2 separate regions of the Homo sapiens genome follow, and region 1 is linked to region 2. Evidence: chromatin contacts called from ENCODE Hi-C data. All regions are on one chromosome and are shown on one strand. The core of a region is the stretch at or near the end of the contact, and the rest is flanking DNA. Distances in the headings are between cores, read along the strand shown.

Region 1 (2,822 bases), core at 322-2,821, 940 kb after region 2:
TCTAATCTGCCTACAGGTCAGTTCTTTGAAATCATTTCCATGCCTCCTCATGCACCCCCAAACTCAGCTGGTCATTTTGCAAATGCAGGTTGTCAGCTGTGAGTGAGCACTGGTAACAGAAAGAAAATCCATCACCACGAGTGCTGATGGAAAAACAACTGGGAACGTACTGCCTAGTAGAATGTTGTTTGTGGCCCGATCTTTGTATAAGAAGGAAAACATCATAAATTAAAAGAAAAGCTACCAGCCAACAACTGTATTTTTACCAGCCTCCTCTTCTTCCAGAAAACTCATTGCGAGGAAAATAAATAGCATTCTTTCCCAGCAGCACAACCGAAAGTCTTGTTAGTTATAGGCGAGTGGCTATTTGAAAGCCTGGCTACAATTTTCCTGTTTTACTAACACTTGTAATTAAATCCATCAACTCCCTCTAAGATTCTGTGTAAATACCAGATGCTCCCTACATTTTTTTCTCTCCTGGAGAATATGAAAAGTTGTACATTAGCAGTAGAGGAACTTCAAAGGAGGCACAGACCTGAGTGAAAGTGAAGTTCTGAAGATCCACACTCGCTTCCCTGTGAATTTCTTAGAGTGTTCCAGGGAGGGCAGCCCACCACACTTGGCCAGCACAGGCCCATCCCATCTCTCACCCGAGTGGCGGATGTTAAGTTGACATCCGTGCCCCAGTTCAGGAGCAGATGGCTCTGCGTGGGGCATGGTGGTTTGGGAGAATCCACCCGGGCCTGGCGGGAATCCTGTTGTTGAGGGAGGAGTAGGGCCCTGCCTCCCGCTCCCCGAGGGTTTGCAGCCCGCTTTTCATGTGCTATTGATGCTGCCCCCACCCGCTGTCACTTGGAGTCATTCAGTCAATCACATGGAGAATCAGAGGAGAGGCTTGGGATGGCTCTGGATAAATCCTCCCTCGCTACTGGGGGTGAGAAAATCCTCTTCAGAGCACATGCACTCCTCAGAGGGCATCAGTGTACATATATATATATATATTTTTTTTTTCTTCTGTATGCAAAGAAGAGTAACTTGTTCCCCCAAGGTGAAGGATTTCAGCGGTAGGCAAAGCAACACCACTACCACCCCAACCCGCCCACTTTGCTTTTCCAGAATTAAACGTAGTTGCCTAGAGCTGTCATGACCTACAGAGAAAGCTGAGGAAGTGTTAAGTGAATCATGAAAGCAAATCAACAGACCTGCTGGTATTTAAATTTTAGTGTATTCCAGTGTGGATTTCTTGGTATTTGTAATGCAAAAACTGGGAACGGGGGCTCCACCTCCTCTCCCAGCAGATCCAACCCTATGTTCCAACTTAGTCCCAGCATATTCGACCCCATGTTTTGTGTGAATTTACTTTAAAGTCTTTCACACTCCCGAGGCCGTCAGCAAAGCACTCATATCTTATGGGCAACCCCCAGCCCTCTTCGCTTATAAACTAACTGTCCGTGGCTTTGGGGTTGTTCCCTACCAGTTTTATTGGGCAGGTTGTTAGCTAAGGGATTCATTCTAGAACCAGAGGTTTGAGGCAGACCTCTAAGATCCTCTTGACTCTGAGTGTGTGGAGGAGAGTGAGGGAAAGGACAGAACCCATGGCCCGCGCCACCTCAGCTTCTTTCAGTTTCTATTTGAAACTGAAATCACAGAAGAGCTGTCAGATGGCAGCTGTGCATTTGGTGGAAATGAGAATTCCAGATTTTATGCTAATTCAGTTTCAGGTTCCTTTGAACCTGCAGTTTATGGGGCCGTGCTGAAAACTGCAATCTGTTTTGGATAAAAGAAGGGATTACTAAAGACTTTTTAGTTGTACAAACATTCCCAGCCTCCAAAAGGAAAGGGGGGAGACCAGATTTATTCTTTCATTAAAATTGTCATGTTAAGTTTTCTTCTGCTTTATCAAATAGAAAACTTTTCCTTATTTTGGCAATGATTTTTCTTATTTCAAGTTTTTTTGTTGTTGCCGTGATTTATTTTCATTTCAGTAGCACTCTTTCTCGAACTTCAAAGTCCTTGTCACTTCCTCCCAGAGGCAGGAACACAAAGGTGGTGCCCATGGATGTATCTCATCCTGGCATGTGCTCACCTTCTTCCATTCTCGCAGTGTTGATTGAGGCTGACCCAGATGGTTGTTTCACTTACCTATTATTGCTTTGTAACAAACCACGAATTTGGAGCCTGGAAATACAATGCTGCCATTAGGGCAGGGCTCTGCAGAGAAGCTTCCTCTCTGTTCCACATGGCATCTGCTAAGGCAAGTTCAGCTGGAGCTGGCGGAGCCACACCCAAGATGGCTTCTTCACGTGGCTGGCAAGTTGTCAGGGGCTGTTGGCTGGGAACTCAGCTAGCCCTGTGGTCCCAAGGCCTCAGCTTACTTCCATGTGGTACTGCTTGGGCATCCTTACTATATGGTAACTGTGTTACAAGCTTAAATAACCAGAAGCTGCTGGGCCCAAACTCTGAATCTCCAGCATATCACTTCCTCCTCATTCTATTCATCAAAACAGTCACACGTCAGTCACAAGGACATAAGTTTCACCTTCTAATGGGAGGCATGACATGCACATACAGAATTATTTGGGAGCCATATTTGGAGATGAGCAACCACAATGGTTAATGATATATTTTTTAGAATTTTGATTTTCAGGAGAATGTACCCACGCTCTGTTGTTAGCCATATGGGTTTCTATATTCTGTGAAATCCCAAACTGTTGGCAATTCGTGGAAAGGACTTTGCAGTTTAGTTTTATGTTTGAGATAATGTCTTCATTCTCTTCTGTTTTAGTTGGCAGAGATCTGGTCATTTATTTATTTACTCATTG
Region 2 (2,859 bases), core at 23-2,522:
AATAACAAGAGGCTAACATTTATCAAATGCTATTAATGTACCAAGTACTGTGCTAAGTGCTTGTAATATGTTTGTTTATATATTCTTTACAATTATCCTAATTGTATAGATGAGGAAGAAATTGAGGCAAAGAGAGGTTAGATAACTTGCTCAAGGCCACCTAGCTAGTAAAAGTCGGGCAGAGTCACTGTGGTGTCCTCAGAAGCAAGTCCCTGCTTGGGCTAGCATTTTTGCCTAGTCCGGGTTATCTCCAGAACCTGGTCTGCTCCTCATTCCCATATCCCATTAGGAACAGTGGGCATCAGTTGCAAAAGTAGATGACAGTAACACACTCCCTAAGTCCCCAGTCTGCTCCTGGGAGGAGCAGCCTGCCTTGTTCATGGCAGTCATAGCCACAGGGGGATGTTTGAAAGACAGCCCCTTATACAGTGTCTATTGATTTTCTTCACCCTCTTGTTTTGCTCATCCATCCTGTTGTTCTAGGATGCTTATTTGTCATGCATAAAAGCCTTGTTACAGTGAACCCAAACAAGTCATTGACATTTAAAATTAAATTGCAACAGGTATTGTCAATAGCTAAACTGCTCATTGACAGTGCATTGCTAATTGCATTGAGAGAACATCCTAACTGGGTATATTCTGCCAAATCAAATCGGAAACATTGGCTGTCTACCAGCAAATTCATTTTGACTTGCACAGAGTTTGGGGATCCACAGATCCCTCACCAATCTCAAAATACTGTGTTTATGGAAACGCTAATTATTATTTTTTTTTTTGCTGAGGTTCTTTGCAGAGAAGGGGAATTCTGATCATCTTCACTGACTGCTAAGCCAGGAGTCAGAAACTGTGCCTTTGGAAGGGAGAGAACTACAGATTTGGGGTGGAGTAAAGTTCAATGCAAGGGGGTCATTTGGGGAGGTGGGCCATCAGGTTCTTTATCTGTAAATCTAAGCCATATCCTTGGATCCATTTTTTTTTTCCTTCTCTCCTTTTTCATCCCCTTCTCTCTCTTCTATAGGTACATGGGAGGGGGACAAGGGTGGAGACACTTAATTTTTATTAAGCACTGTTCGTGGTATTTTATGTGAATTAATTTGTTTACTTCCCACAATGACCCTGGGGAGCAGATATGCTATCAGGTAAAAAAACTAAGGCACAGAGAGGGTAAAACTCTTCGAAAGAGTCTTGTGGTTAGTCAGCTTCTGTGAGAGTGAGAGTGGGCTGCCCTGAGGCCATCTGTTCCCTCTCCCCAGCTGATATTTTTGTGCTCTCAGGGTAAACATTTAAGCCTGTGAGTTAAACTCAGCCTTGGACTAGCTGAGTTCCTCTGGAGGCCTTGCAAGTAGCAGTTTGGTTGGCAGGGCAATTAAGTATGCTAGGTGCACTGTGCTGAACCCCAGGAGGGAGGGAAGGAATGGAATCTAGTCTTTGCTTGCGTTATACATGCTTATTGGTTTGTGGCAGGCGTGATTGATGCCAGAATCAAAATGACTTAAAGCAGCTTCCCTTGAGAAGCACTACTCTAACGGTTTTTTTTCCTCTTTGTTGCCCTAGGTCCCTTGTGAATAGGATTTAGCTCTGATTCAGCTGCTGCTGTTCTTTTGGTAATCAGTGTGGAGGAAGGAGATGAGGGCTGCTATTAATGGCTTCTTATTTTGCATTCTCCTAATCAGATATCCTGCAGTTATTAGTGTGAATGCAAGATGTTCGGTGGTGTCCCTGGGTGGTTTTCTTAGGTGTACTGGACTGTTAGCTTTCTAAGATGGAATGTTTTATTAGGTTCTGGCCTAGGGGGTTGGTTAGATGGGTGGAGGTTGTTAAAAAGCACTAAAGAAAAGGAATAGGATATAAAACCAATCTTCAGGGGGTGGGAATAACAACCCACCACCTTCACTTCCCTCCCCTCCTGCCCTGAAAACCTTATCTTGCTAATACCCTTCAGATATTAAAAGTGAAATAACAGAGCTATTTACTAGGCAGCTAAATGCAAATTCTCTCCCCCATTAGTTTTAATTAGGATGAAATCATACATTTAAATAACCACTTCTATTACTAATAACTGAACTTCTGATTCACTCTGAACCCAGGCAAATGCCTCTTCTGGTATGAATGGCCCACCTCTGAGTCATTCCGCACCTGCATATTGACACAGCCAGGCTCCTGATGTGGGTACACACATCTGGGATTTAAGGGCATGACTGGCATGTTGAATCTTGGGTATAAAGCTTTCTGCACTATACCCTGGGGACAAACAGGATAGCTCAACTGGAGAATAAAGAGCTTGCAAGCTCAAAAGAAAACAACAACCAAAAATACCTCAACCAAATTCTGCTCTTGCTTCTATCCTACTGTTTCTTTAGGTGTTTAAAGGGCTGTAGTTTTAAAAATCTCCCACCCACCTCATCTTTTTAAGTAAATGTCACAACAGTACTATGTCAATACAGTTGAAAATAAGTATTTGAGTTGAAAGAATTGGCTCTTTGAGGCTTTAACTATCAGATTTGTGCTAATTCTTTACTGTTTCCTTGACATAGTATATGCAGTCTGTGCTAAGAGAGTATGGATGTTGTCGTCGGTGTATAGAATGGTGGCTGTTGTAAACTTCTGTATGTTGGGGAAGGATTGAACCTGCTGTCTGGAGAATTAGAAACCAGCAGCTTGACTTAAATCCCTCAGTGTCACAACCAGCTAATGAAGGAGAGGACTGCTAAACTCCCAGTGGTCTTTGTGGCTACGAGGACTTACTCAAGTTTGAGACTATCTTTAGTGGGCCAATGACGTAGGAACACAATCAGCAGAGGACATGTAGTTTACAGCAGCCTGTAATGTGCCAGAGACATGACTAGCTGCCTCTTTGGC

What was found. A loop is a pair of places that touch in the nucleus more often than their neighbours do. Pooled maps may share reads with other maps.
Region 1: a loop to region 2 is called in a pooled map, with 2.6 times the contacts of the local background. The contact joins two enhancer-like sites. A Hi-C loop is called at or near these places in 3 of 37 single-sample maps with no recorded cell type and 2 of 50 pooled maps.

The regions. Positions count from the first base shown.
Region 1 is chr7:70,680,525-70,683,346 of GRCh38, forward strand. The region is part of intron 5 of AUTS2 (activator of transcription and developmental regulator AUTS2); the gene reads left to right. Among named protein-coding and RNA genes, the nearest start is that of GALNT17, 450 kb to the right of the region's middle. RefSeq lists enhancers at 193-1,118, 1,119-2,044. Within about 2 kb of position 1,572, at least 5 of the 41 ENCODE cell types and tissues checked have a DNase peak (open chromatin) inside an H3K27ac peak, as active enhancers do.
Region 2 is chr7:69,737,261-69,740,119 of GRCh38, forward strand. The region is part of intron 1 of AUTS2 (activator of transcription and developmental regulator AUTS2); the gene reads left to right. Among named protein-coding and RNA genes, the nearest start is that of AUTS2, 140 kb to the left of the region's middle. Within about 2 kb of position 1,273, at least 3 of the 41 ENCODE cell types and tissues checked have a DNase peak (open chromatin) inside an H3K27ac peak, as active enhancers do.